Linked DNA regions of Homo sapiens: region 2 is linked to region 1. Evidence: read pairs that join two places in POLR2A ChIA-PET (ENCODE). Cell type or tissue: B cell. All regions are shown on one strand. Links, peaks and the distances in the headings refer to the core of each region. The heading gives the core; the rest is flanking DNA.

The links. Peaks named below come from ENCODE experiments on the same cell type or tissue, not always from the same donor. Only the 100,000 strongest peaks of a DNase experiment are listed, where the experiment ranks them.
Region 2: POLR2A ChIA-PET joins it to region 1 with 5 read pairs; 18 of 35 experiments call an interaction of 5 or more read pairs at or near these places.

The regions. Positions count from the first base shown.
Region 1 is chr3:196,618,465-196,626,761 of GRCh38, forward strand. No RefSeq gene overlaps it. Among named protein-coding and RNA genes, the nearest start is that of LINC01063, 10 kb to the right of the region's middle. RefSeq lists an enhancer at 1,750-1,819. In B cell, for the core only: no CTCF peak of the experiment used is centred there; a DNase peak (open chromatin) is centred at 6,127; H3K4me3 peaks cover 1,124 bases; H3K27ac peaks cover 460 bases.
Region 2 is chr3:196,671,080-196,683,938 of GRCh38, forward strand. No RefSeq gene overlaps it. Among named protein-coding and RNA genes, the nearest start is that of CEP19, 35 kb to the right of the region's middle. RefSeq lists an enhancer at 11,960-12,461. In B cell, for the core only: no CTCF peak of the experiment used is centred there; no DNase peak of the experiment used is centred there.

The sequences.
Region 1 (8,297 bases), core at 3,298-8,297:
TTTGTGTGTATGTTTTTTTGTTTTTGTTTTTGTTTTGTTTTTGTTTGTTTTGGTTTTTTTTTTTTTTGAGACGGAGTCTCCCTTTATCACCAGGCTGGAGTGCAGTGGTGTGATCTTGGCTCACTGCAACCTCCGCCTCCCGGGTTCAAGTGATCCTCCTGCCTCAGCCTCCTGAGTAGCTGGGATTACAGGTGCCAGCCACCACGCCCGGCTAATTTTTGTATTTTTAGCAGAGACGGGGTTTCACCATGTTGGCCAGGATGGTCTCCATCTCTTGACCTCGTGATCCACCCGCCTTGGCCTCCCAAAGTGCTGGGGTTACAGGCATGAGCCACTGCGCCAAGCCTTGTGTGTGTGTTTTATAGCAGCCATCCTCATAGGTATAAGGTGATATCTCATTAAGATTTTGATTTGCATTTTCCTAATGATTAGTGCTGTTGAGCATCTTTTCGTAGGTTTGTTAGTCATTTGTTTATCTTTTTTGAAGAATTGTCTACTTAAGCCCTTTGCCCATTTTTAAATGAGGTTGTTTTTGTTGTTGTTGAGTTATAAAAGTTCTTTATATATTCTGGATATTAACTCCTTATCAGATGTGTGATTCACAAATGTTTTCTCCCGTCTCATGGTTTGTCTTATCCCTCTGTTGATTGCGTCCTTTAATGCACATAAACTTCTTTAAGCCTGTGAAATTTGGGGTTGCAACTCTTCCTCCCATCTGTGGCCCATGGCTGCAGGCTGAGGACCTTAACCTCTCTGTCCTAAATGAGTGGTATGCCTGCCCTCCTATCTCTTTGATGATACATATTTCAGAATAGAACTCTAAGTTCTTATTGCTGGAATCAACTTTGGAATTCTTGTCCAACCTCATTTTACTCATGGACAAACAAGGCCCTTTGTGAGCAACAGAGCTGGATCTAAAGTGTGAGCTTCTCTCTCCTTCCGGCGCTCTCTGCACTGCGATGCAACTCGACAAGTCAGCTGGTCTTTGTAATGAACTCCTCAGGAAACACAAGCAATTACAGGAAAAGACAACCAGGCTATTAAGAGGGAATTTTATTCTATTGAAACTCTGTTATGGGGAAACGTGTGTGTTTGTTATAGGTAATCTATTTACATTTTCAAAAACCTTTTTTTTTTTGGTAATTATTTTATTTTATTTTATTTTTTTATTGATCATTCTTGGGTGTTTCTCGCAGAGGGGGATTTGGCAGGGTCATAGGACAATAGTGGAGGGAAGGTCAGCAAATAAACAAGTGAACAAAGGTCTCTGGTTTTCCTAGGCAGAGGACCCTGGGGCCTTCCGCAGTGTTTGTGTCCCTGGGTACTTGAGATTAGGGAGTGGTGATGACTCTTAACGAGCATGCTGCCTTCAAGCATCTGTTTAACAAAGCACATCTTGCACCGCCCTTAATCCATTTAACCCTGAGTGGACACAGCACATGTTTCAGAGAGCACAGGGTTGGGGGTAAGGTCACCGATCAACAGGATCCCAAGGCAGAAGAATTTTTCTTGGTACAGAACAAAATGAAAAGTCTTTCAAAAACCTTTTTACTTTCTAAAAGCAACTACACATATTCTAGGACTGCAAGTGCTGTTTTCTGGTAAACGGGGAGTTGCTTAGAAACCAGGAATGAGGGATGGAGACCAACGGTCTTCTGTGGATGAAGTATAAACAGTAACTCTTCTAAGGAATCAGTACTAACCTTGGGAAGAAGATGAGCATGATTTTTCTCTGTACAACCTCTACCCCTCTTCTGATGAAAGCACCTGCTTTTCTTTAGGGCCTACTCCATCAACAGGAGCCCATGTCGTTTGGGTGGAGCTTCAGGAATCGGCATATGAGTCAGTCCAGAAAAATAGGCACATCCCACCCGCCAACCACAGTGACTGATTGCGGAAGAGGCACTTGACCCCAGGTCACACAAGGGGGTTCCGTCCTGGGACTTTTGCTGCACTGTTTTGAAAGAGGCCTCTTTCCCCCTGGTATTGCTAGACTAGCAGGCCATGGGCCCGAAACTGCCAGAACGCACCCTTGATGCCACCCGGGTAGAGTCAGGGGAGAGCAGGGCTGAGAGTTGGAGACACAGATTCCTGAAAGCATTGTTTGAGCGCGTGGATCCAGTCTTGCTTTAAATCAGACTTTTTAGTAACATGAACCGATCAATTCCTCTGCTACACCAGTTTGAGTTGGGTTTCTATCACTAGTGATTAAAAGAGTCCTCATTAGTCCAGATTGTACTTTAAGTTGCTTGTATACATTATCTGGAGGAGAGTATAAAAATAATAGGCTATAAATAGTGAGACTAATATTAAGTTATTTTAGGTAATAAAAAGTCAAACTGATGGGAATAGTTCTGTGGGGAAATTGTGTGAAGCTATGTTAACAGTAAGAAAAGTGACTAGGTTTTGGTGTAAGTAAATGCCTGGTCACACATTCGGGAAATAATAATTTAAGTTCTATTTCTAGTATGACACATTGCAAGGCAAAGAATAAGTCATTAAGGGCTCTTTAAGAACATTCAGTGCAAAGATGCTACTGCACATAACATATTAGAAAAGTATAATAGAAGTAAAACAGGTGACAACGTTTAAAAAAACAAACAAACAAAAAAAAACAGGTGGCCAGATGCAGTGGCTCACGCCTGTAATCCCAGCACTTTAGGAGGTCGAGGTGGGCAGATCACTCGAGGTCAGGAGATCAAGACCAGCCTGAGCCAACATGGTGAAACCCCATCTCTACTTAAAAAATAGAAAAAAAAAAATTAGCGGGGGGTGGTGGTGCACGCCTGTAATCCCAGCTACTCGGGAGGCTGAGGCAGGAGAATCACTTGAATCCGGGAGGCGGAGGTTGCAGTGAGCCAAGATCACACCACTGAACTCCAGCCTGGGCGACACAGCAAGGATCTGTCTCAACACAAAACAAAACAAACAAACAAAACCAACAGGTAACATTCATCCCACTGTTGCATAGAATCACAACGGGCCGGATGTATTCCGTCTGAGCTTCCAGATCCACTGTCTACCCTCTCCCACCCTGCTCTCTGCTCAGCAGACCTGTGTCCTTTGTCCTCTAGCTGGGGTCCCTAAACAGGGATCCCCGTCAGGGAGGGGAGAGTGGTCGCGTGTTTGCTCCCCTGGTTTCCTCCTGCAGGGCTTCCTCGGGGAGCTGCTTCCCTAGATCAGGGGTCACAGGGCTTCTCCAGTAGCCTCTCCAGGCGCCTGTGGACTCTCACCTTTTGGGCTCTGATCATTGTTGCCTCCCCCAGACCTAGGGAAGTAACAGCCCTTTGGGGCAAGTCCTGGGCTCCCGCTTTGCCGTGACCACACTGGGTACTAGTCCCTTTATTAAACTCTCCTCAAATTGCCTAACTTGCAGATGGCAACTGTTTCCTATGATATGACATAATATATCATAACGCACGTTCTTTTTTTTTTTTGAGACAGAGTTTTGCTCTGTTGCCCAGGCTGGAGTGCAGTGGCTCAATCTCAGCCGCTCACTGCAACCTCCGCCTCCCGGGTTCAAGCGATTCTCCTGCCTCAGCCTCCCTAGTAGCTGGGATTACAGGCACTCGCCACCATGCCAGGCTAATTTTTGTGTTTTTAGTAGAGATGGGGTTTTGCCATATTGGCCAGGTTGGTCTCAAACTCTTGACCTCAGGTGATTTACCCGCCTTGGCCTCCCAAAGTGCTGGGATTACAGGCGTGAGCCACCGTGCCTGGCCACGCAACGCACATTCTATGTCCACATTTGGAAAATTACCTTTGATTGTGAGTGTTCAGCCTCAAGAAAACAGCAAGGCAGGCAAAGTCTAAAGGAGGGGAAGTGAAGAGATCAAGAGCTGGGAGTGTGAGCTAGAACAGTCATATCGGGACCGATTAAATGTGATGCCTGAACTTATAATCTTCATATGAATAACTGATCGGTTTGATTATAGACTAGAATGTTAGTAAAGGGAGGACATCTTACACCTGGAGATATGCTTTAAATAAATAAAATGGAGTATTACCTCGTGCAGAAGGTTGTACACTCACGAAATTCATTACTCTAAGAGGCAGTACAATTTGAAAGTAAAAATCAATTCCAAAATGCTTTAAATACACAAATGAAGGAGTTTTAAGTCACCCAGGGAAACCTGAATTTTGAGGTTAATATCAAGATGTGAGAGGGGTAAATGGACTAGAGCTGATCTGGAAATTTTTATGTTTAATAATAAATGAAATTTTGAATATAAATAAAACTTAGGTTAGCTTTTCATTTTCCACCTTAGTTGGCCCTTCTGAAAACATTCACCTTATATAATACATTTACCTCTTTCATTTGAATTCTGAACTACTATCTGCTGCCCTCTCAGGACGTTTTAACCTGGAGTCCATGGATTCAAGGGGTCTATGGATAGAATTGTATTTCAATGTAGTCTATTTCTTCTCCTTGAGTATGTATTTCATTTTCTACATTTAAAAACGTGATTCTGAGGAGTCCACAGGAGTTGCCAGAGTACCAGAGGGTTGTGTGGCAAGTCAAGTTTAAGATTCCCTTGTAGGCCAGGTGCGGTGGCTCACACCTGTAATCCCAGCACTTTGGGACGCCGAGGAGGGCGAATCATGAGGTCAGGAGTTCAAGACCAGCCTGGCCAACATGGTGAAACCCTGTCTCTACTAAAAATACAAAAATTAGCCAGGTGTGGTGGCGGGCTCCTGTAATCCCAGCTACTCGGGAGGCTGAGGCAGGAGAACTGCTTGAACCCCGGAGGCGGAGGTTGCAGTGAGCCGAGATCACGCCACTGCACTCCAGCCTGGGTGACAGAGCAAGACTCCATCTTGAAAAAAACAAAGATTCCCTTGTAGACCAAACCAGCTGTCTGGGCTTCCCAGGGGGTAACAGAGAAGGGCACTGCCTTGCTTCACAATTCTTGTAAGGATCCTGGTTACCAGGGCACTTCCCAGCCTTTGGAGAGACGGGGATCTCTCTCCACTTTGGTGTGGATGCAGAAGCACAGAGACTAGAGTTGAGGCAGAAACAAGTAAGAGGCTCTCCCAGCCCAGGGCCTGTTTGGGAAGGAGGAAGCTGAGCTGCCAGGGCCATCTTCCAGGCCCAGTACAGGCGGCACCTCCCTTCCTGATTGCTGCCAACATAGACTCTCTCTGCAGTTCCACTCTCTGATCCCATCCTGCACAACTGGATGCACTTTTGGACCACGCACTGGGACAAAACTGAATTTAAAAATTTAAATTAGGCCAGGCGCAGTGGCTCATGCCTGTCATCCCAGCACTTTGGGAGGCTGAGGTGGGCAGATCACCTGAGGTTGGGAGTTTGAGACCAGCCTGGCCAACCCAGAGAAGCCCCATCTCTACTAAAAATACAAAATTAGCTGGGCATGGTGGTGCATGACTGTAATCCCAGCTACTCAGGAGGCTGAGGCAGGAGAATTGCTTCAACCCGGTAGGTGGAGATTGCAGTGAGCTGAGATCATGCCACTGCACTCTAGCCTGACAAAGAGAAACTTCGTCTCAAAAAAAAAAAAAAATTAAATGAAAAATAATTGATCCTAGTGAAAAAGATTTCAGTGGAATAAAGATAGACAAAAATGGAAATGTTTCAAATGAGTGTCATGGAAAGATGACCAAAGAATTCAACTGACTGTGTGAGTTTGTTCCAGAAAACATGTTCTTTAGAACAAAACGTTCTTTAGTTCCCTACAGGGACTCCTAGTGACCACCGCCATCTCATTAATAAGTGGCTTTGATTCTTGGACTCAGTAAACAAAATGGCTTGAGGCGTGTGGAACTGAGTGTCTTTACTCTTTTGAAAATTGTACTAAATGCTTGTCCCTAAGAGGTTTAGCCCTTAGACAATGCATGGAGGGAAATTATTTGCAAAACTCCCCACTCTCTGGAAAATCATTTGTTCTGGTCAGATTCCTGGAATTCATATACAGATACTGGGGTCTCTCACAGTTTTTTCTGCCACTTTGGGTTAACTTTTCCTCCGGGCGTTTCAGTTCTAAGAATGCTCCCTTTGACAGGGAAAAACAGAAGCAAAATACACATTGAGGAGTTCTGCTTTCTCTTGTCACCCACCAACATGACAACACTGACCGCAAACAGCGTATCCCCTTTTTTGCTTTGAATATGACTTTATGAAGCCCTTGTACGGGCCTCAATTCACGTGGGGCTTTCACTTTCTCAGAAGCATGCTGCCATTTGTTCCACCTTACGTTCCTCTGCGGGCGAAAGCACCCCCTGTTCAGCTCAGGCTCACCTTCTCCCACAATCACATCACAAACATCTGCAACCTTAGGGTTTCTTTAAGCCCCTTCCTCCTTTTTCACTGAATTGAGATTTCACGGGCACAGTGAATGTTCTTAGGAAGTACTCAATTCTTGAGCATCTTTCCAGCGTCTCAAGCCATGGTATGTTCTTTTAATTGGTAAAATCTAGGGACCACGTCTAACTGGGCCCTGCCATTTCTCTCGCTATTATATACTTGAAGAAGACACAGTTGCTTTCTCCCAAGCTTCCTGTCATTTCCACTCTGCCAACCAATTCCTCCTTTTGGCCAAATTTAGTTCAGAGTGGCAGTTCCGCTTACTACTTCTCCACTCTCTGGAAGATGAAATTGTCGGCATGCAATAATAATAGCTGACGCCTACCGAGTTCTTTCTGTGCCAAAGGCGCCTTTACCATGAGGAAGCGGAGGCACGGAGATGCTGAGTGTCTTGCTCAAGTTCATCCATCTGGCAGGTGGCGGGATGTGGGCATTCGAGCCAGGGTCTGACTCCAGAGCCCAAGTTCTGTTTCTCGCTCTACGCGCCTGTCAAAGACTCTGGTTTCCGCCGGATGGACTTTCAGCAGGTCCGAGGATGTGAAGATCTCCCATCAGCATCTCCCCACCTTGGGGTCGCCTTTGTGATAGGGAGGGGTCTGTGGTCTCTTTCCTGAGTCTGGTTGTGGGAGCTGGGTAACTCCCAATGCAGTGGACAGAGATACCTCTCTGGTATCTCTCCTTGCTTTCCACCCTCAGCCTTCTATCCCTGTGACCTATGACAGCACACCCCCTCCACTCCTCATAGGGCTTTCTTGGTTACTTCCAGGATGTCTTCATGTTCTCCCCGGACGATTCGTGCAGACAGGCTTTTCTTAAACACCTTTGCTTCTTCCCGCCTGTGGACCATCTTACACTGATTGTAGATGTGGCTGGCAGGAGGATAATGGTGGCCCCACCTGTGGACCATCTTACAGTCACTGTAGACGTGGCTGGCAGGAGGATAATGGTGGCCCCGCCTGTGGACCATCTTACAGTCACTGTAGACGTGGCTGGCAGGAGGATAATGGTGGCCCCGCCTGTGGACCATCTTACAGTCACTGTAGACGTGGCTGGCAGGAGGATAATGGTGGCCCCGCATCTGGGACTGGTGGTGGGTTCCCAAGTGGAATAGTTCTCTGTGGATCCCTCTCTAAACCATGGCTTGAGACGTTGGAAAGAGAGTTCTGCTCTTTCCCCCCCTAAATTTCAATAAGTTTTGGGAATGCCACATTTTCTGAGTTAAGTAATCTCATTTTAACTAAATGGCTCTCCAAGGCTGCTTTCCCTTCCATGGTCATTGAGAATACATCTCCCTTTGCCCCACATGATAAAAACCTGCAATCACAGTTAGAACAATAAACACAGAGTTCTTAATATGCACCAGGCGCTGTGTCTAAGGGCTTACAGGATTGATTTGTTTCATTGTTCACAACAACTATTATTATCACCATTTTACAGATGTGGAAATGGAGGCACAGAGAGGCCACACCACTGCTGAACAGGGCATTTTTGCTCATAGAACAAAGTCTATGTGAGTCTGTTTCTTTTACAAATTTTCTATTAATAATTTTCAGCCAATCCATGTGATCAAGAGGACCCTAGATTGAAAGAAGTATCATTTCATTGAAATGATTTCAAATTTAGGCCAGGTGCGGTGGCTCACGCCTGTAATCCCAGCACTTTGGGAGGCTGAGGCAGCAGATCATCAGGTCAGGAGTTCGAGACCAGCCTGGCCAACATGGTGAAACCCTGTCTCTACTAAAAATACAAAAATTAGCTGGGTGTGGTGGTGGGCACCTGTAATCCCAGCTACTCGGGAGGCTGAGGCAGGAGAATCGCTTGAACCCAGGAGGCAGAGGTTGCAGTGAGGCAAGATCGCGCCACTGCACTCCAGCCTGGGGGACAGAGTGAGACTCCGTCTCAACGAAGAAAAAAAAAAAAAAGAAAGAAAGATTTCAAATTTAGTATTATCAAATTTCACCTATAGGCCACT
Region 2 (12,859 bases), core at 3,888-8,887, 53 kb after region 1:
CCACTGCACTCCAGCCTGAGTGACAGAGCAAGATTCTGTCTCAAAAAAAAAAAAAAAAAAAAGAAAGAAAGAAAGAAAAAGAAAAAGAAAAGACAAGAAAAACAGCAGAATAAACAACAGAGTTGAAAGTCCTAAAAGGATGACTAAGGAGATATGTGTATGAGATACAGCCAAAGAAATACACCCACCCCCTGTTTAATGCCCTCAAAATCCTTCCATTCTGTGAGAATCTACCCCAAGGGTTTGTAGTGTTGGAAAGAATCATTTAAATATCAGATTTTGTTTGATTGCTTTGCTGCTCTGAGCATCTTAGCTGCCTATGAGATACTTCATGAGATGTAGCAGAAACATCCTGGCCCCCAGGGTAGAGTACACAGGCAGTCCTGACAGGTCACCCGGTATTCATATACTTATTTATTTATATCACCATCATTAATATACATACATTCATTTATTTTTAACATTACCATACAGCTTACCACTTACGAAAATAGCCTCTCTTTGGCTGGCATTTCACTGACAAACTTTTTTCTTCTATTTTCAAAAAGCCAATATAGCTCCATTCAAATTTTATTTGGCCATTTGCCTTCCCCACACCCCCTTCTTAGATAATGTCTTTGAGAAATCTGTGCGAAGGACTGTGTTTAAACCGTCTTCTGCTAATGACACCTCTCCTGAAATTTTCAGATTATACAAGAAACTTCTCTTAAAAGTTTCAAGCGAACCCTGACTTTCTTGATCTAGATTTCTTGAACAATATCATCTTCCTCTACTGCCTGTGTTTCACTTTGTAGAACATCCTTCCTCTGAAAGAGCGATAACAACAACAAAAATTCCACTTTGATCGTAACAGTCGATTAGAAAAGGAAATGCCCTTCAATTCTCTAACTTTTCAAAAATGTCACATGCTTTCGGCCGGGTGCAGTGGCTCACGCCTGTAATCCCAGCACTTTGGGAGGCTGAGACGGGCGGATCACGAGGTCAGGAGATCGAGACCATCCTGGCTAACATGGTGAAACCCCGTCCCTACTAAAAAATACAAAAAATTAGCCGGGCGTGGTGGTGGATGCCTGTAATCCCAGCTACTCGGGAGGCTGAAGCAGGAGAATGGCGTGAACCCGGGAGGCGGAGCTTGCAGTGAGCCGAGATCGCGCCACTGCGCTCCAGCCTGGGCGACAAAGTGAGACTCGTTTCTCAAAAAAAAAAAAAAAAAAAAAAAAAAAAAGTCATGCTTTCCTTTTGAATGCAAGTCAGTGTTGCCTCCCCAGCTCCGCTTCCTACAGTTGTCCTAACAGGAAACTAATTTTTCTTCTTTTATTTCTTTATGGCCACTGTCCTGATTTAATTTATTATTTTTAACTTTTGTGGGTACAGAAAAGTGTATTTATTTATGGGGTACATGAGATATTTTGATACGGGTACACAATGTATAATAATCACATCAGGGTAAATGGGGTACCCATTACCTCAAGCATTTATCTTTTCTTTGTGTTACAAACAATCCAAATATACTCCTTTAGGTATTTAAAAATATACAGTAAATTACTGTTGACTGTAGTCACTCTATTTTGCTATTAAATACTAGATTTTATTCATTCATTCTTTTTTTTCCCCTGAGACAGGGTCTCGCTCTGTCATCCAGGCTGAAGCACAGTGGCCGGATCTCGGCTCACTGCCTTCTCAACTTCCTCGGCTCAAATGATTCTCCCACCTCAGCCTCCTGGGTACTGGGATTACAGGCGTGCACCAGCACGCCCGGCTAATATTTTTTATTTATTTTTATTTTTTTCAAGACGAAGTCTCACTCTGTCGCCCAGGCTGGAGTGCAGTGGCTCAATCCGGACTCACTGCAACCTCCGCCTCCTGGGTTCAAGCGATTCCCCTGCCTCAGTCTCACGAGTAGCTGGGATTACAGGTGCCCGCCACCATGTCAGGCTCATTTTTGTATTTTTAGTAAAGAAAAGGTTTCACCATGTTGGCCAGGCTGGTCTTAAACTCCCAACCGCAGGCAATCTGCCCACCTCGGCCTCCCAAAGTGCTGGGATTACAGGCGTTAGCCACGGAGCCCGGCCATTTTTTAAATTTTTTGTAGAGATGGCGTCTCACTATGTTGCCCAGGATGGTCTTGAACTTCTAGGCTCAATCATTCTCCCAAATTGGCTTCCCACAGCGCTAGTAGCATAAGCCCCTGCACCCAGCCCATTGTTTCTTTTTCTCTCTTTTTTTTTTTTTTGAGACAGAGTTTTTCTCCTGTTGCTCAGGCTGGAAGGCAATGGCGCGATCTTGGCTCACTGCAACCACTGCCTCCCAGGTTCAAACGATTCTCCTGCCTCAGCCTCCCGAGTAGCTGGGATGACAGGCATGCGCCACCGTGCCTGGCTAATTTTGTATTTTTAGTAGAAATGGGGTTTCACCATGTTGGTCAGGCTGGTCTCAAATTCCTGACCTCATGTGATCAGCCCACCTCGGCTTCCCAAAGTGCTGGGATTGCAGGTGTGAGCCACCGCGCCTGCTCCATTGTTTGTAACTGTATTTTTGTACCCATTAACTATCCCAGTTCTCTCTGACCAATCACCCTTTCCAGCCTCTGGAAACCATCATTCTACTCTATATCTCCGGGGATTCAACTGTTTTACTATTTTTAGCTCCCACAAATAAATGAAAACGTGAAGTTTGTCTTTTTGTACTTGGCTTATTTGACTTAACACAATGACCTCCAGTTCCATCCATACTGTGGCAAATGACAGGATCTCATTCTTTTTCTTGGCTGAATAGTACTCCATTGTCTATATGGACCAGTTTCTTTATCCATTCATCTTTTGATGGATACTTAGGTTGCTTCCAAATCTTGGCTATTGTGAATAGTGCTGCAATAAACATGGGAGGGCAGGTATCTCTTCGATATACAGATTTCCTTTCTTTTGGGTATATACCTAGCAGTGGGATTGATGGATCAGATGCTAGCTCTATTTTTAGTTTTTGTTTGTGTGTTTTGAGACAGGGTCTCACCCTGTCGCCCAGGCTAGAGTGCAGTGGCATGAGCTCGGCTCCCTGCAGCCTGAAACTCCCGTGCTCAAGCGATCCTCTCACCTCAGCCTCCCAAGTAGGTGGGACTACAGGCATCCGCTACCATGCCCTGCTAATTTTTTGTATATTTTGTATATATATATGTATATGTATATGTATATATGTATATATAGAGAACGAGCGATGGAGTTTCGATCTTGTTTCCCTGGCTGGAGTGCAATGGCATGACCTCGGCTCATTGCAACCTCCGCCTCCCGAGTTCAAGTGATTCTCCTGCCTCAGCCTCCTGAGGAGCTGGGATTACAGGCATGCGCCACCCTGCCCGGCTAATTTTGTATTTTTAGTAGAGATGGGGTTTCACCACGTTGGTCAGGCTGGTCTTGAACTCCTGATCTCAGGTGATCCGCCCACCTCGGCCTCCCAAAGTGCTGGGATTACAGGCATGAGCCACTGCACTCGGCCCCAAATACTTTTTTTTAAAAGTTACGTTTAAAAATAAAAGAACTCTTTGCATAACGCATGTGTTCACAAATAAGAAAGTGGCATATATTAATTCAGTGGCTGAAATATAATTCTGCGTATGAAAGTACAAAGTCTTTTTTAAAATGTGCTTTATTTACTTTTGATTGCTAGTGCTTCTACTGAGGCTCTCATGGTGGGCGCAGTTCTGCAGCTATTCACCTTTCTATGGGTATTTTGGGTCTCCCACTCTCCTCCCTGTCAACCCTGCTCCAGCACCCAGCAGGTAGGACATCCTTGTTCATACTTTCAAAGTTTATTTAGACCAACAGTGAAATACTTTAACAACTCAGTTTTTTTTTCTTTCGATGGCTATTAACTCTAGTAGTCTCCTCTTTTTGGCATTTAAAATCTTATAAATAGGCACAATTTGTTTCTCAGGCTTCAAAGGAAGAAAAGAGCTGATACTTGCTTGAGCAGCTCAGCCTCTGGTGACTGCCATCAAATTCCATTAGCCCATCATTGAATTTATCGTCTTTTCCCTTCCTGACTTATTTAATCTTTTTTTTCTCCCAATTTGTACCCACTCAGTCCTTTTTCATTTCATTTTCAAGTGTCCTTCTTGGGTGTATTTTTGTGAGTTCATGAACAAATTTTACTTCTTTTGGGGGGCTTAGTTTTCCAGTGTTGATTTCTTAGCTTGTGAATCTCTCCACAGTCCTTGCAAAATGTTGTACTTACTGGCCGGGCGCGGTGGCTCCCGCCTGTAATCGCAGCACTTTGGGAGGCCGAGGCGGGCGGATCACGAGGTCAGGAGATCGAGACCATCCTGGCTAACACGGTGAAACCCCGTCTCTACTAAAAATACAAAAAATTAGCCGGGCATGTTGGCACGCGCCTGTAGTCCCGGCCACTCGGGAGGCTGAGGCAGGAGAATGGCGGGAACCCGGGAGGCAGAGCTTGCAGTGAGCCGAGATCGCACCACTGCACTCCAGCCTGGGCGACAGAGCAAGACTCCGTCTCAAAAAAAAAAAAAAAAGTTTCACTTACTGTTGTTTACTTTTGTAGTTTGTGGGGTTTTTTGCTTGTTTGTTTGCTTGTTTTGAGACGGAGTCTTCTTCCGTCACCAGGCTGGAATCCAGTGGCGCGATCTCGGCTCACTGCAAGCTCCGCCTCCCGGGTTCCCGCCATTCTCCTGCCTCAGCCTCCCGAGTGGCCGGGACTACAGGCGCCCGCCACCGCGCCCGGCTAATTTTTTGTATTTTTAGTAGAGACGGGGTTTCACCATGTTGACCAGCCTCGTCTTGAACTCCTGACCTCAGGTGATCCGCCCACCTCGGCCTCCCAAAGTGCTGGGATGACAGGCGTGAGCCACCACCTGGCCGAGTTTGCGGTTTTCATCACTCAGTCACTTGAGGAGCTGTATTCCCGGCGCGTGGTATCCAAGATGGCGACCGCCACGGCTTCTTTGTTAAGCCTTAAGCGGTACCTGGGTTTTGATGTTGTGAGGTTTGTTCATTCTCAGAGGGCATTTTAATGTTGCGTTACTACTATGTTGCCATGTTACTGGGATTCAATGTTAAATTCTAGATCCTGTTTAATTTTTGGTAGTAGATGACAGGGCTCATCACCTTTTTTGAGATGATGGAGTATAGCCTACTTTGGGAACTTGTATCAAGAGAGGGAGGGTTGCTGGTTGAATGGTATCAATCCTTTAAGTCATCGCCAGTTCACAATTTCTATCTTCCTGTGGAACATACTGTTTTTCCCAATCCCAAGAAGCCTTTTGCTAGATACATGATTTTTAAAAATCAACGTTTTTTGTTTTTTTTTTGAGACGGAGTCTTGCTCTGTCGCCCAGGCTGGAGTGCAGTGGCGCGATCTCGGCTCACTGCAAGCTCCGCCTCCCGGGTCCAAGTGATTCTCCTGCCTCAGCCTCCCAAGTAGCTGGAACTACAGGCGCCCATCACCACGCCCGGCTAATTTTTTGTGTTTTTAGTAGAGACGGGGTTTCGCCATGTTAGCCAGGATGGTCTCGATCTCCTGACCTCGTGATTTGCCTGCCTTGGCCTCCCAAAGTGCTGGGATTACAGGCGGGAGCCACCGCGCCCGGCCCCGTTTTTATTTTTTATTGTTGTTAAGTTTTCCACTGTCAGTTCCTGAGCTTCCGCAGGTGGAAAGGTAGGTCAGCCTGCGGTCTGGCTGTTGCATCCACTCTGAGGTTACTCAAGGTGGAGGAGCAGCACCAGAATAACAGAGATGGCTTTCTACTGGGCGTTAGCACTGAGGTTACAGTCCTAGGTTGACTCTAACGAAACATGCCCTTGAGCTAAGCATTGCCCTCCTGGGCTTCACTTTCCTCACCTACAAAATAAGGAGGTTGAACTAGATAATTTCTACTGTTTCCTGCAAGTCTAATGTTCTGTGATTCTAAGAGCTTTCTGTTAGATTATCTGAGTGAATTAGACAGATATTAGAAATATTTATAAATAAAATATCGATTGTAAATAAAATTAGAAAGAGTGGGAGGGGTCAGCTTAGTTAAGAAAGGGAGCAATGTGGAGGTGTTTGGTTTGCCCGTGGCCCAGAGGTGATGAGGAAGCAGCCTTCCCTTCCTGTCCCCACAACCTTTATCTGATTGTTTATAACTGTGAGCTTCCAGTCTGTGAGAACACCTATGTGGATTTTGTTTGTTATCACTGAGGGTTTCAGCTAACTCATAGCCACAAAGTCATTGGACTATTGGACTTAGAGGGCTATTGAGCCCTCTAAGATGGGTATGTCTCAGCTCTCTTTCTCATCCAGGTGCCAGCACCTACCTGTGAGATACTGACCAGGAATCTCTTTCCTAACACCCCTAAAATAGGCTGGAATCTGCCCCCCACCCCTCAAGCCAGCTGACAGCAACATCAGGACAAGTTTAGATGTTTCTAAGCTGACAAAGGGCACTCTGCTTGGGAACTGCCCACTGGTTTCTTGGTATCAATAAACTAGAGCTTCACCACCCACCCCCACATCCTCAAATCTGATGTCCTAATCAGGGAATTACAGCTCGGTCTTCCCTTATGATTTCAACATCATAAACCTTTTAGGTCTGTTCACTTCTAGAAAGATGCATTTATTTGCTTGAGGCTTATTTAAAGTCCAAATACACAGAAATCTTACTCCTTGTTTGAGCAAATCCCTAAGACATTCATTTATTCAGCAAATATTTACCAAGCTGCTGCTCTGTGCCAGGCACTGCTTAGCTCTGGGGATACATACAAAGCTATATTTTTAATTCATTGGTTGTCACTTACAAGTTACTTTTCTTCACTTCCATCCCCCATCCCTCCACTGTTCTTGACTCCCCCAAGTATCCTGAGAGCTGAGTGCTGAACTACTCCCGTCAGCACTGGGTCAAGGTTCTCTGTGCTGCATTTGGACAATGACAAGAAGGGTGTGTGGCATATGTATCATATAAGCTGTTTTCTGTGTCTTCATTTTTCTTAATTTAATGTGCTCCTGAAAGAGGAATCAGTTTCTCTTCCTGTGTCACCCATGCATTTGCCACATACTATAACACAATAGGCCATTTCTGTTCTTAGTCTCAAAGCTGGATGACACAGAACATCAGTTTGCCACATATCTAATCATCCAACAGACACATTAGTCCAGACTCTGGGCTCAGAATCTCAAAGAAACTAGAAAACAAGTAATATTGGCTTAGCCCTAGTGCCAGTCAGTTGCCTCTTTACTTTCAGATCCCTTCTCCACCCTTTCCTGTTTTGCTCTGTATCCATCCATACTGATATAAATAAATGTCTAAATAAATTAATAAGTGGGAAAGAAGAATTATAAATAATGTGTGTAGATTCTTTCCATTCTAGGAAGTGAATCTTATCCTCCTCTGCTGCCCTCCCTCAACTTTGGAGTGTGGTTGGACTTAGTGATGTACTTCCAAAAAATAAAATATGGAGAGGCAAAAATAGTAACGTCACAGTAAAGCAACCTGGCAGATACTACTTGAACCGAGTGATGAAGGTTAACATCACCAATGGTGTCATGCAAGTAGTATGTACCCCTTGATACGATGTGATGAGAACGGCACATCACCTCTGGTATTCCTTCCAATAACCCATCACCCCAGTCCTATAATGAGAAAAATACAAGACAACCCAATCTGAAATACATTCTACAAAATATCTGACCAGTCCTCTTCAAAACTATCAAGGTCATGAAACACAAGGAAAGCCTAAGAAAGTAATAACTAATCACAATACAGTATTCTGGATTGGATCCTGGAAGAAACAAAGATCACTAATGAAAATATCTGGTGAACTATGAGTAAAGTCTGGAGTTTATTAATAGCAATGTATCAATGTTGTTTTCTTAGTTTTGACAAATGTATTGGATAAACAAATTGGGTGAGAGGTATATGGAAACGTTTTGTAGTATCTTCAGAACTTTTCTGTGACTCTGAAATTATTCTAAAACAAAAAAATTTTAGTAAACTCTCAAGAGGAAAAAAATGAATTACCAATGTCAGGAATTAAAATGAGAATATTGCTACAGACCCTACAACAATAGAAGATAATACGATGTTGTAACTATCTTTGCACAATAATTTGAATAATTTAGATGAAATCAGCAGAGGCTTTGGAAAATACAAGTAAATAAATATGAGATGAGAAGAAAGAATAAAATCTGAATAGTCCTGTAGGTTAGATTTGTAATTAAAACCGTTCTACAAAGAAAACTCCATGTCCAGATGGCTTTACTAGTGAATGACTCAAAATATTGAAGAAAGAAAAATATTAATATTCTTCAGAAATTTTTTAAAACGATAGAGGTTCATGACCAACATGGTGAAACGCCATCTCTCCTAAAAATACAAAAATTAGCTAGGTATGGTGGCTCATGCCTATAATCCCAGCTACTCGGAAGGCTGAGGTAGGAGAATTGCTTGAACCTGGGAGACGGAGGTTGCAGTGAGCTGAGATCGCGCCACTGCACTCCAGCCTGGGCGACAGAGCAAGACTCTGTCTCAAAAAAGAAAAAAAAAAGGAAAAGTTAATATATTCCAACATGTTTTATGAGGTGGGCAAAATCCTGATATCGAGACTCAAAACCAGACATTGCAAAAAGAGAAAATTGTTGGACGACCTCTTTAATGAGCTTGGATATAAATATTCTCAACAAAATATTAACAAAGCAAATCTGGCAATATACCCCAAAAAGACTTCACACCTTGCTCAGTAATGCCAGGTTTATTCTAGTAATGCAAGATTAGTATAACATTTGAAAGTCAATCAACACAAATTTTACATGAACAGACTAAAAGAATAATCATGTAATCATCTCAATATGCAAAAAAGCACCTGAAAAAATTCAATACCTGTTAATGTAATAACACTCAGGAAACCAATAATAGAAGATTTTTTAATTCATTAAATAGTATCCATCTGTGCCAGGTGCGGTGGCTCATACCTGTAATCCCAGCACTTTGGGAGGCTGAGGCAGGTGGATCATGAGGTCAGGAGTTCAAGAGCAGCCTGACCAAGATGGTGAAACTCTGTCTCTACTAAAAATACAAAAATTAGTCGGGCGTGGTGGGGGGCACCTGTAATCCCAGCTACTCAGGAGGCTGAGGCAGGAGAATCACTTGAACCCAGGAGGCAGAGGTTGCAGTGAGCCAAGATCATGCCACTGAACTCCAGCCTGGGCAACAGAGCAAGACTCCATCTCAAATAATAATAATAAAATAGTATCCACCTGCAAAAGGTTTTTGCGAAATACTGCAAAAATAGTATCCATCTGCAAAAAGCACTTTTTGCAGAACTTTTCTGTGACTCTGAACTTTTCTGTGACTCTGAAATTATTCTAAAACACAAGAACATTTTAATTAGGTATAGGTATCATCAAACTGAATGCTGAAATATTGAATACTTCCCCCTGACATCAGAAACATGGTAATGATATGTACCATCACCACCAATACCCAACAGTGTACTGGAGGTTCTAGCCATTACTGTCAAGAAAGGGGGGGAAGGAATAAAAACTGGAAAGCAAAATACCTGTCATTATTCACAAATGACGTGACGACATACATAGAAAGTCTGAAAGAATCTGCAAATAAATGATGCGATTTCACAGATGAATTTAGCACAGTTGCTAGAAGGAAGGTCAGTATACAAAAACCAACTGTATTTGTACATGCTTCTACAATCAACTAGAAAATAAAAATCTTTAAGACACCATTTATACTAACACCCAGCAATTCCATTCCTAGTACTTATCCAAGGAAAATGAATCCCCCAAAAGACATGTACACACTTTTAGCAGCTTTATCACAGTAATAAAAAACTGACAACCACCTAAAAGCCCATCCACAGAGGGCTGAATCACCAAACTGTAATATATTCATATATAGAAATACCACACAGCAATACAAAAGAGAAAGTACCATTTTATGCCACAGAGTCAATGAATCTCACTGCCCCACGTTGAGCAGAGAAACCAGATGCCAAAAAGTATATACTGTTTTTGTTTTGTTTTTGTCTTATTAGTAGAGACGGGGTTTCAGCATCTTGGCCAGGCTGGTCTTGAACTCCTGACCTCATGATCCACCCGCCTCGGCCTCCCAAAGTGCTGGGATTACAAGCGTGAGCCACCGCGCCTGGCCAAGTATATACTGTTTTATTCAATTACATTCAAGATGACGAAAGCAATCTAAGGTGGTAGAAGTTACAGTGGTTCACCCTTTTGGGGGTTTGGTATTGACAAGGAAGGGGATGAGGCAGCCTTTTGGAGGTGCTGGAGACGTGTGCTGGTGCCCACAGGGGTGTACATCTGTGTCAACGTTCATTGAACTGTACACTTCAAATTGATGCACTTTGCTGTACGTCCGTTAAATAAAAATGACTATGGAATAATCGCAACCAATCTAGACAATGATAATACTGTAGACAGCATATGACGAAAGCCTGGTCCAAAGCACCTGAGGAGGGGGATCGTAATGTCTGAGACTGACTCTTCAGGACTTAGAATCTCCTTAGAAAGAAAGATAAGTGTAAAAGTTACCACCCTATAATGATGACATAGATTTTTTTTCTTTGCAATTTTATCTTTTTTTTTTTTTTTTTGAGATGGAGTTTCACTGTTGTTGCCCAGGCTGGAGTGCAATGGCACAATCTCGGCTCACCGCAACCTCCGCCTCCCAGGTTCAAACGATTCTCCTGCCTCAGCTTCCTGAGTATCTGGGATTACAGGCATGCACCACCACGCCTGGCTAATTTTGTATTTTTAGTAGAGACGGAGTTTCACCATGTTGGTCAGGCTCAAACTCCCGACCTCAGATGATTCGCCCACCTCAGCCTCCCAAAGTGCTGGGATTACAGGTGTGAGCCACCGTGCCCAGCCCTTATATTTTAAAGGATATTGTTGTTTTACGCATTTTGTATCAGTCGTTTTCAAAAAGTGAATTGCCTATGTGTTACTATCTAGCTTGGAAAAACTTGCAGGTCTCTTTAGCAAACACACATTGTGTGGAAAACACGCTACTCTCTGTGAGAAAGCCAGAAAGGAGCCTCAGGAAATGAACCTGTAAATTAAAGAAAGGAGGGAGATGTTTCCTCCAGCTAGTGGGAAACCTGGAGAGAGGACAGAGGTGACTCTTCCCCAACTCCCACACCTGGACTTTTCCCTCACGGAGGAAGGAAGGAGATGCAGGTATATTTGCTGGAGGGATTTTCTCTGAAGTGGGATGTAAACAAAATACTGTGAAACCAACTTAAGGCAATTTGTCCGTTTATAATCGTTGGTAGATAACAGATGAGGTCCACAGATGTCCTGACCCAAACATCATGGCATGATGGAAGCAAGTCTCAGCCCAGACAGAGCCATATGCACATCATGTTTACTATCAGGCAGGTACAGGAACAGTTTTCAAATGTGTTCTGTGTACTTGACGAAGCCCCAGATCTCCGACCTTTTCGGTACTACTCCATTTCACTTGACACAAATGAAACGCTAGTCTCCAGTGAGGATCCAGCTAGCCTCTTGTCAAACTCAAAGGGCCAAGACTATTTTTTTTTGAAACAGAGTCTTGCTCTGTTGTCCAGGCTGGAGTGCAATGGCATGATCTCGGCTCACTGCAACCTCCACCTTCCAGGTTCAAGCGATTCTCCTGCCTCAGCCTCCCGAGTAGCTGGGATTACAGGTGCACACCACCACTCCTGGCTAATTTTTTTTGTATTTTCAGTAGAGACAGGGTTTCTCCATGTTGGTCAGGCCGGTCTCGAACTCCCGACCTTGGGTGATCTGCCCGCCTCGGCTTCCCGAAGTGCTGAGATTACAGGCATGAGCCACTGTGCCCAGCCCAGAAAGGTTTTCTTTTCTTTTCTTTTTCTTTTTTTTTTTTTTTTTGAGACAGAGTCTCCCTCTGTCACCCAGGCTGCAGTGCAGTGGCACGATCTCGGCTCACTGCAACCTCTGCTACCAGGGGACCTGCCCCGATAATCACGTACGTTCTTTTCTCGTTTCCCTAAGCGTCCGCCGGCTTGAGAAATAAAGGGACAGAGTACAAAAGAGAGAAATTTTAAAGCCGGGCATCTGGGGAAGACATCACATGTCGGTAGGTTCCGTGATGCCCCACAAGCCACAAAAACCAGCAAGTTTTTATTAGGGATTTTCAAAAGGGGAGGGAGTGTGCGAATAGGTGTGGGTCACAGACATCAAGTATTTAACAGGGTAATAGAATATCACAAGGCAAGTGGAGGAAGGGCGAGATCACAGGACCACAGGACCAAAGTGAAATTAAAATTGCTAATGAAGTTTCGGGCACCATTGTCATTGATAACATCTTATCAGGAGACAGGCTTTTGAGATCAACTGGTCTGACCAAAATTTATTAGGCGGGAATTTCCTCTTCCTAATAAGCCTGAGAGCGCTATGGGAGACTGGAGTTTATTTCATCCCTACAGTCTCGACCATAGAAGATGGCCACACCTAAGGGGGCCACACCGAAGGGGGCCATTTATAGACCCACCCTCAGGGGTGCATTCTCTTTCTCAGGGATGTCCCATGCTGAGAAAAAGAATTCAGCGATATTTCTGCCATTTGCTTTTGAAAGAAGAGAAATATGGCTGTGTTCTGCCCTGCTCACATGTGGTCAGAGTTTAAGGTTATCTCTCTTGTTCCCTGAACAATTGCTGTTATCCTGTTCTTTTTTCAAGGTGCCCACATTTCATATTGCTCAAACACACATGCTGTACAATTTGTGCAGTTAATGCAATTATTACAGGGTCCTGAGGTGACATACATCCTCCTCAGCTGACAGGATTAAGAGATTAAAGTAAAGACAGGCATAGGAAATCACAAGGGTATTGATTGG